2 separate regions of the Mus musculus genome follow, and region 2 is linked to region 1. The links are chromatin loops, found by intact Hi-C in ENCODE. Cell type or tissue: left cerebral cortex. All regions are shown on one strand. Each heading gives the region's core, and the rest is flanking DNA. Links, peaks and the distances in the headings are about the cores only. Region 1 holds the start of Lpar1 (lysophosphatidic acid receptor 1). Region 2 has its middle 63 kb from the start of Olfr267.

The links. Hi-C counts contacts between places; a loop is a spot of excess contacts. Peaks named below come from ENCODE experiments on the same cell type or tissue, not always from the same donor. Only the 100,000 strongest peaks of a DNase experiment are listed, where the experiment ranks them.
Region 2: it touches region 1 in a loop (2.0-fold over the local background); 1 of 42 quality-filtered maps calls a loop at or near these places.

Annotation. Positions count from the first base shown.
Region 1 is chr4:58,550,066-58,554,456 of GRCm38, forward strand. Lpar1 (lysophosphatidic acid receptor 1) reads right to left here and starts at 3,228. Exons shown (of 4, transcript NM_172989.1): 1 at 3,069-3,228. In left cerebral cortex, for the core only: CTCF peaks have their summits at 1,952 and 3,184; DNase peaks (open chromatin) are centred at 1,949, 2,933, 3,280 and 3,468; H3K4me3 peaks cover 1,820 bases; H3K27ac peaks cover 742 bases.
Region 2 is chr4:58,720,711-58,725,101 of GRCm38, forward strand. No RefSeq gene overlaps it. Among named protein-coding and RNA genes, the nearest start is that of Olfr267, 63 kb to the right of the region's middle. In left cerebral cortex, for the core only: no CTCF peak of the experiment used is centred there; a DNase peak (open chromatin) is centred at 2,271.

The sequences.
Region 1 (4,391 bases), core at 144-4,143:
TAAGTTGGCAATGGTGCTGCACAACTTACTCGCCATGCTTTTACAGCAGAACGTAAGAGAACACACATTCAGCCATCCCTCAAACATGTGACCTCTGCTCTGCTGCTAGCTGGTATGACTGGGGGGTGGGGAAGTTTCAGGTATCTTGGGGTTAAATAATGGCAAGCCATAACTCCTTAAAGTGATGCCCAGGCCTTCTCCATCACCACCAAGGACCGTGGCAAGCACCTCTGAAAGGTCCTCACTGTTCACATCCATCTTTAAGCCAAGCTGTTTGCCTCTACACCACAGTAAGGATTTCAGGTTCTGCCCCCAGCCTGCCAAGGTCCTCAAGACTCCTCTGCAGCACATAGTGATGCAATGTGGCACAGAAACTCTTCACTCTCTACACCACAGCTATCTGTGTCCCACCTTCTGCACTTCAGCGTTGGCTAAACCCTTCTCTTCATTTTCTTTGTATCTGTTACAACAAGAATTCAATGGTTGCTTGTTGGACTGAATTTGTCTCGTTCTCTCCCAACGCTCTAACACATCCCTAAGAGATATTTAAACACTGACACCATAGAGCCTTTCAAATTATCATCCTTTGCAAAAAGTAAGAAACCAGACAGAAAGTAAGATGCTGACTGACTTATGGGTCGGTTTTATGACGTTATACCTCACCTTCAAAGTAAATAACGCTCCTCACAGGGGCAGGCCTGATGGTACCAAGGAAGAGAGGAAAGGAAGAAGGGAAAAGAGGATGTGAGGGAAAGGAAGGAAAGAAAGAAGGGCAGATGGAAGAGGAAGGCAAGGAGAGAGAAAGGAAGGAGAAGAGAGGCAAGGAGAGAGAGATAGGGATGCAAGGAGGAGGGAGGGGAGGAAGGGAGGGAAGAGAGCAGATTAGGAGGAGGAGGGGAGAGAGGAAAGGATGGAAGAAGGGACTGAGGGGGGGTGGCCACACATTAAGCACAGACATTAAAAACTTGACCTTAAACTAAACTTCTAAAGACATTATGAGTCAAATACTTGTAACTTCCCACTGAAATCAGCATGGTGTGTTCTGTTCCGAGCACAAATTTTTACACCAAGTGTCTGAAGAGATCCCTTTTCCTAAAAAAAAAAATCACAAATTTCAGACCGAATGTTATTATGTCCTCAAAGACTCAGCAACCAGGATTTATTCGTCCCCTGGATGTCCCACTAGGTCAAACAACAGATTCTGTAAAAACCAACACCTATAACAGAACCTGGAAAACAAAATCAAGTTACGTTCTGAAGAATACTAACTCTGAATAGAAACAGACGTCTCTGACATGCTGCCACTTAAATTTTCTCTTCTGTGATTTCTTTACCATCATTCACAGGGACGCTGAGCTTTGGGGGATGGTGGCAGCTCCCCTGAGCTGAAGATGCAAAGGGCAGGGTGGGTGGGTAGGTGGTGCCTAGTAGAGGCCAGACCGCAAGGATCACTTAGACCTCATGTCAGATTTAAGCAGCCTCGCAGGTTTGTAATAATAAGGTTGGCAGGAGAAGAAATTATTGCTTTCTTTCGAGGGGAAAGAAAGGAAGTCAGGGAGGGAGGGAGGGAGGGAGGGAGGGAGGGAGGAAGGAAGGAAGGAAGGAAGGAAGGAAGGAAGGAAGGAAGGAAGGAAGAAAGGAACCAGGCAGGCAGGCAGGCAGGCTAGAGAAAGCCAACTCCTACTTAAGTCCCTCTCTCCAAGCATCCCCCTCCTGACGGGTTTCTTTCATCCCACCTTCTTTCTGTTGCCCTCCCATTTCCCCACAAGACTAATTTTTCTTCATTTTCCTTCTTCAACTTCAACTAGTCTCTCATGGAGGAATCACCCACCCTTAGTTCCCAGTTACAGGGAAGATGGCTGAAACAGCAAAGATCATCCTACCCATTCATTTTCCTGATGAGGACACCAAGCCCAGGAGCCCAGAACCCGTTCAGGGTACACCGCTAGGGGACGCTGTGTACAAGGAGGCTCTGATGTGGTTCTGCAAGTCACCCTTCTCAGCCTTTCCGCCTCAAACTGCTTCCCTCTCTTTCTACATTTTTTCCCTCAAATTCACACTCAAGACCAAAGAAAAGGAAAAATAAAATAGAATTTTAAAAAATATTAGAGCCCTGGTGATTATTATTCATGATGTTGCATCTGGAGGAACCAAGGGCAAAAACTAGATGCTATTACAGCTGTGTTTTAATGCAGCTGGCTGTGGTGCACGGGGCCTTAAGCGTAATGTTGATTCCTCTTCCTTGGTATTCATTCCATCTGAAAGAGACTATGTTCTTCCATTTTCTAAGACTTTGAAACCCGGACTTCTGACTTCATAGTCATGTTAGGTGAGCAAAAGACACTTACACAAAAGGATAAGCACGCAGCTCTGTCGAAACGAATAGAGGATTCCGCTTTAATAACTAGCTACCTTCTTCTAGTTGCAGTTAGCAATAGGTATCTCTGACGATGGGTATAGCTTAAGAGTAAAACTTTTCACAAGCCAGTACTCGCTGGAAACCCACATGGAAGGAAAGCTCCGAAGATTTCAACTAAAAAGAAAAAAAAAAGAAGAAGAAGAAGAAACACAGGCGAAAGGAAGAAAGAAAACGGGAGACGAGGAAGAAAGGACTGAGAAAAGAGACAGTCTAGGGCCCCAGCCTGGAAGCAGCAACAAGCCCTGGGTGCCTCACATCAAAGACCAAATGGCAGCAAAGAAAAACAAGCCTAAAGTTTAAAACCATTCACAGTAAAGTCTCCCTCCCTACAGGAGCAAACAGCCGATCAACCCATTCAAGCAAAATCAGGTTTTTCCCCGCCTTGCATTTCCCAGGTACAGACTAAGCCTAGGGCGGCTTCAAGGAAACTTCAGTTTAAATTCCTTAAACTCAAGGGACGACAAAGTCTCTGGTGAGCAGTGAACTGAGCGCGGGACGCGCGGACACCCGAGCCATCTAAGTCGTCGGGGACGCGGCACCAATAAACTTGGGGAGCCCCTTGCCAGCCCTCTCGCGTCCCCAACCCGATCCAGGTAAGCAACAGGAGGCCACCTACGTGTCACTTGGACGGACCCTGGGGCGCACTGACCTGGCCAAAGGTCGGGAGGGCCGCCCGGGCGGCTGCGGCGACTTCCCTCCCGGGCTGAGTTCCACCGGCTGGTGCGGGAGGCCAGGGCAGCCTCGCCTCCTGCAGGCGGCCTCACACACGCGCGCACACCCACCCACTCCGGGCCCGCGGGCGCGCGCACTCAGGCGCTCACGCGCACGGCTACAAAGCGGCGGGTGGTGGGACAGTGCGAGCCGATCGCGCCGATGGGAGGCGGGGCGGTCGCCACCCGCGCCGCGCCAAGGGACACCCGGCCGCCGTGTCTTTACCTGCTAGGTCCAGCTCCGCAGTTCACGCAGCCGCCGGGCCAACCCAACCCAAGCCTCACCCCAGCACAACCCGGAGCCTACGGAGGGCAGCACTGTGCTGGAGGACAAGAGTCACAACTCCCGGGGCTTTACTGCCGCCCAGTTCCAACTTCCCGGGCTCAAGGAACAGGCAGGCAGCAGAAGAGGCACGGGTGCCAGCCTCCTTACCTCTCCTCCTTCTGGCGCTTTCTGCCACATCCACAGAGCACAAGTCAGAAACTCCCCGCACCCCAAAGCGCCTTTCCTCCCAAGCCGCTCTGCTCTCCTTACCTGCGTGGCACCCACAGCGACTCTGCCTCCTGTGGTCCCCTCCCCCAGTCATTCACTGAACTTCCCGCGCTGCTGCAGGTCGGGGAGGGGGTGGGGGTGAGGGGAGCCTAAGCTTTTCATTCAGTACCTTCGCGGCGCTCCCTTGACCCTCCACAGCAGACACACCCACCTCCGTCACCCCTGGCCCCTCCTGTGCTCACCCCAGCGCCAGGCCTCTTGCAGAGCTTTGGTGGACGCCCTGCATGGTGCATGCTTTGTTGCTGTCCCCTCCTCATTTGAAAAGCCCTGGAAACCATCACAGAGCCTGGGGAAAACAAGAAAAGAAAGGGGGGGGGGGGAGAGAGAACTTGGTGTATGGCCTCCTCCGAGTTGAGTTTCTAAACTTTTTCAGGCAGCACACAAAGTTTCAACCAGCACAGCCCTGTACTTCAGGCCATAGAAAAGCAATAGTTGGCTTTGCAATTGCAAATCAAAGCGAGCGTGCCTTTGTGTCCCTAGAGCTATGATTATAAATTTCTCTTCAGCTAGGAGTGTAACTTTCCAAGGGCAAACTAAGATTTTTCATAGGGCAATTAAGGGCAGGGAAGGCACACCTGGAAGTGTAGGCGGAGGCAGGACCTAAGAATCATTTTCTGGAGACTTCCATCTCAGAAGCCTTACCATCACTCAGTAGTAGATGCGGACAGAGAGAGAGGACTCTCCAGCCGGTCTTCACCCACCTGCTTCA
Region 2 (4,391 bases), core at 259-4,258, 170 kb after region 1:
TTCGGTCGCTTCAACGTTATTTTCAACAAAAAGCCACACAGGAACACTGACTGCTAAATGTCCCATTAGCATTCTCTGACCTTCTCCACAGCAGCGCTGTGACTGTGAACCTGCTGTGGCCATTGAGAAACACAAAAGGAATGGAAAAAGCCACTAAATGTTCTGGAGTGGCCCCAAAATACCAAGGAACAGTTCTGAGCATGTGAAGAAAAAAACCAGGAAACAAGTGAGAAGGCTCCGTGGGGCATGCTCCGAGCAAGTAAAACAAGGCCCTGAAGACCCGGAGGCCCCAAAAGCATACAGGAATACAGAGAAACCAGGGGCACAGGGGTACAGGGACACAGGAGCACGGGGCACAGGGACACTCTGGATATCTAGAGACATCCATACTTGCTCATACATTTTCCCTCCCTAAAACAGACCATAATAAAGGAAGAAGGAAGCAAGCAAGGTTACTAAACAAAAAAGATGCCCATACAATTCAAGAAGCCATTCCTGCCTTACACTATACTACTGCACTGTATGGTGGGCTAGCATGGAGGAAATTTGGGGAAAAAACATTAAATTGGGGAAGACAAACATGGAGATCATGGGAAAGTTGAGAACTATCCACTTGGAGCCACACCTCTTTTTTTTCCTCTATATCAAAACAGCCGTTCAATACCCAGAATATACAAGGAACTCAGAACTTAATAGTAATAATTCAACAATGTGATTAAAAATGGGCATCTGAGAAAGGCTTGATCTCTCTGCTGTCCAGTGAGAATGGCCGTGACACACGTCCCCAGCCACACACGTGTGAGAAGAAACGCTGTGATACTTCTGCTTCTTCCTCCCACCGGGAACACATGCATGGCGTGGAGGTGCCGCAGACAGACATCACCCAAGTAAAGGGAGCCCTTGCAAGAGGAGGCAGAAAGAGTATAAGAGCCAAGAGGACGGAGAACACCAAGAAAAAAGGCCTTCCAGACACAACAAGGCTGGTGCCCATAAGAACTCACAGAGACCATGGTAGACCACGGCCGCATGCACAAAGCCTGCATCGGCCTGTGCCAGATGGGATCCCAGTGCTGAGAGGGGAAATCGACACAACTCCCATCCCTAACCCAGAAGCTATCTCCAATAGCTAATTGCTTACAAAGGAAAAGTTATTTCTCTCCAACAGAGTCTCGCTGGGTCTACAAACCACACTTATGGGCAGGCTCAAACCCACCAAAAGTAAACAGCTAACACAAAATGAACTCCATGGTACTTTTTGGAGAATTTTTGTCTCATAATTCTTTCTTTGGGCTTTTTAATTTAACCTTACAGATCTTTTGCTTATATATTATAGTGTCCAATTTTGTTTTTATGGGTCTTCTTTGTGTGTGAATATGTGCGTCTTAGAGTCTGTAGTATTTCTTTTGCTTTTTCTTCTTCTCGGTTTTTGGTTTTTTGGTTTTTTTTTTTTGTTTTTTGTTTTTTGTTTTTTTCTCGAGACAGGGTTTCTCTGTATAGCCCTGGCTGTCCTGGAACTCACTCTGTAGACCAGGCTGGCCTCGAACTCAGAAATCCACCTGCATCTGCCTCCCGAGTGCTGGGATTAAAGGCGTGCGCCACCACGCCCGGCTCCTTTTGCTTTTTCTTTTACTCTATTATTTTTTTTTCTGTTTATTTTGCTTTACCCTATTCTGGTTTGTTTTATTTTGTCTTTTATCATCATCATCATCATCACCATCATCATTAATGCCTATTTGTTTTCAAATGAGAGAAAAAGAAGGGGTCTGGATTTTGCCAAGTGGGGAAGTGGGGAAAATCTGGGAGGAGTTGGGAGAGGGGAGACTGTAATCAGAATAAAATGTATTAAAGAAAATCTATTTTCAATTTTTTTTTTAAATGTGAGTTCTTTTTCTTACATCCCAAAAGTTAAAGAACATGCCACCGAAATCTGGCCAGAGACTTTGTCGAGCGGAATACATTGTCGAAGGGCAAGCGAGAATACATGCGACAGAGGGGGCTTGCGTTTTGGAGAGCGGGCAGGGTTGCCAAGAAAGAAAGGCCTGGTGGAGTTGGAACCCCGCTTTCAGTGCACTTCTGGGCAGGCTGACAGTAAACTGCCTGCTGAGGTCAGCACATTAGTCTCCTCTGCCCCACTCCAGATGTTACCTGCAGTAAAAGTTTATTAACCCAGGACAGAGCATGCGCCAGAGCCAACAGTGGCGACACAAAGCTCCGTTGTTCTCATGTCCCGATCCGGAGGTCATTATTTGATCTTACAACAGGGAGCCAGGCCTGCTCTCAGCCTTGGCGGGTTTTCCTCCCTCCTGCCAATCATGTTTTTCATCTTGCAAGAGGAAGCCTTTTGAGAGGCCGCGTTGATCTCTTCTTTGCTCCCATAGTGATAAAGCAAACAAGCACCAGGGCCTGGCCAGAACTTCCCCAAACAGTCCCAGTTCTCACAACCCTGAGGCTTCGCTGTGCCAGAGATTTCCTGTTCGAGAATGAATTCATTTTTCATTCATAGAGTTCATTCAGAGTTGAGAAGTCTCACAATTTACCTTGTTTTTGCTGTAGGGACACACCACGCTGTAGAATGTTCTAGTGAAAGAATGCAGTTTCAAAGAGGATAATATTTGGTATTACGACATGTAGTCTTGACGTAGAAAGCCAAAGAGTCATACACATCACACACTTATCATCCAAAGTAAAACCATCAAGGTTTAGAATCCAAAAGAGAGTATCTGTCACGTGTTGTGCTGTGGCCAGGAGGTGGAAAAATCAGAACCCTTGTGCATGACTGGTAGCAATGGAAGAAGATATTGCCCCCTTAGAACATAGGTCATGTTTTAACATAGAGTCTAATCATAGGAGCATGGCTCAGAGATTCCACTTCCATGAGCACATTTAAAAGAAATTTGAATACATCTTAAATGCTCATAGCCTTATGGGAATTAAAAAAAAAAAATAGAAGCACTCCAAGTGACTGTTGAGATCATTTGTGTTTCTGTGACAAGATACCCAAGAGCATCAGCTTGAAAGGAGGACATGTTTATTCTGCCTGGAGAGCTTCAGTCAGGTCCACTGGGTCTCCTGAAATCATCATGGACATCATAGAACAGGGGAGCGTGTAAAAGAGGCTGATTGCTTCCAGGATGCTCACATCAAAGAGAGAGAAAACGATGGTGCCAACAGAATAGACTCATTCCCACCACTTCCAATTCACCCCAGACTCTGAAAGCTTCAACTGTGCCCCAATAATGAGTATGTGACTTATTCCTCGTTCCAGACAACCCCTCCTGGGAAAGCAGAATTAACATCAAAATACAAACAACACCAGGGCCATCCACAATATAAAAACATCTTCAGGAGTCAGAAAGATGAATGAGTTTCAATGGCCCTCTTTATTTCTCCCCTCTGTACACAGATTTCATATTTCAGGAAAGGAACATTTGATTGGTCAGCCTCATCAGGACCAGTCATGTGCTTAGCTTTGCCTTGCAAAACCCAAACACATTGACAAACAATCCTACAAAGCTACATAAAATACAGAAAGGAGAAAATTCCACCTCTGCCAAAAAATAAGACAAGCAGATGGGAGGATCCAAGGCAGCCAAAGACGAGTAAAGGCCCCCACGATATCCTTTAAGAAAGGTCTGCGATGACGGCCGTCTGTGTGGTTCAGCAGATAGCATATGTACTTAAAACTGCCGAGGGGCTGGTGAGATGGCTCAGTGGGTAAGAGCACCCGACTGCTCTTCCGAAGGTCCGAAGTTCAAATCCCAGCAACCACATGGTGGCTCACAACCACCCGTAATGAGATCTGATGCCCTCTTCTGGAGTGTCTGAAGACAGCTACAGTGTACTTACATATAATAAATAAATAAATCTTTAAAAAAAAAAAAAAAACTGCCGAGACGTGGCTGCCGGGGTCACAGATCTTGTTCACACACTGACGTATCACAGTTGCCACAAATGAAACCTGGAACGTGGAAGACACAGTATTTGTTGGAAAAATGACTATCTCTAAGACTTTGTCCCTACATCTGAAACTGGGGAGTCTTGCAGATGTGCAAAATGTCTGGCAGAGAACTATAACAACAGATGCTTAAAAGCTCAGGTTTACAGGGGCTGGAGTATAGCTCATTGGTATAGTGCTTTCCTGGTACATATGATTCCCAGGGTCTGATTATATATAAAGACTCCAATTCTAGTTATTGTTTTTATTGGGATAAACATTGCTAGAATCATTCACTACAAAGTTGAATTTTTTTTCCATTTCACTTCATGAATTCCCAGTGAAGAGAAACAGTTATTGAGTTCAGTTAAATCCACAACTTAATTCTGAGACATGATAAATAATGTGACCAATAATATAGTAACAGGTCCAGAAAGCGAAAGTTATTCTTAAAAGG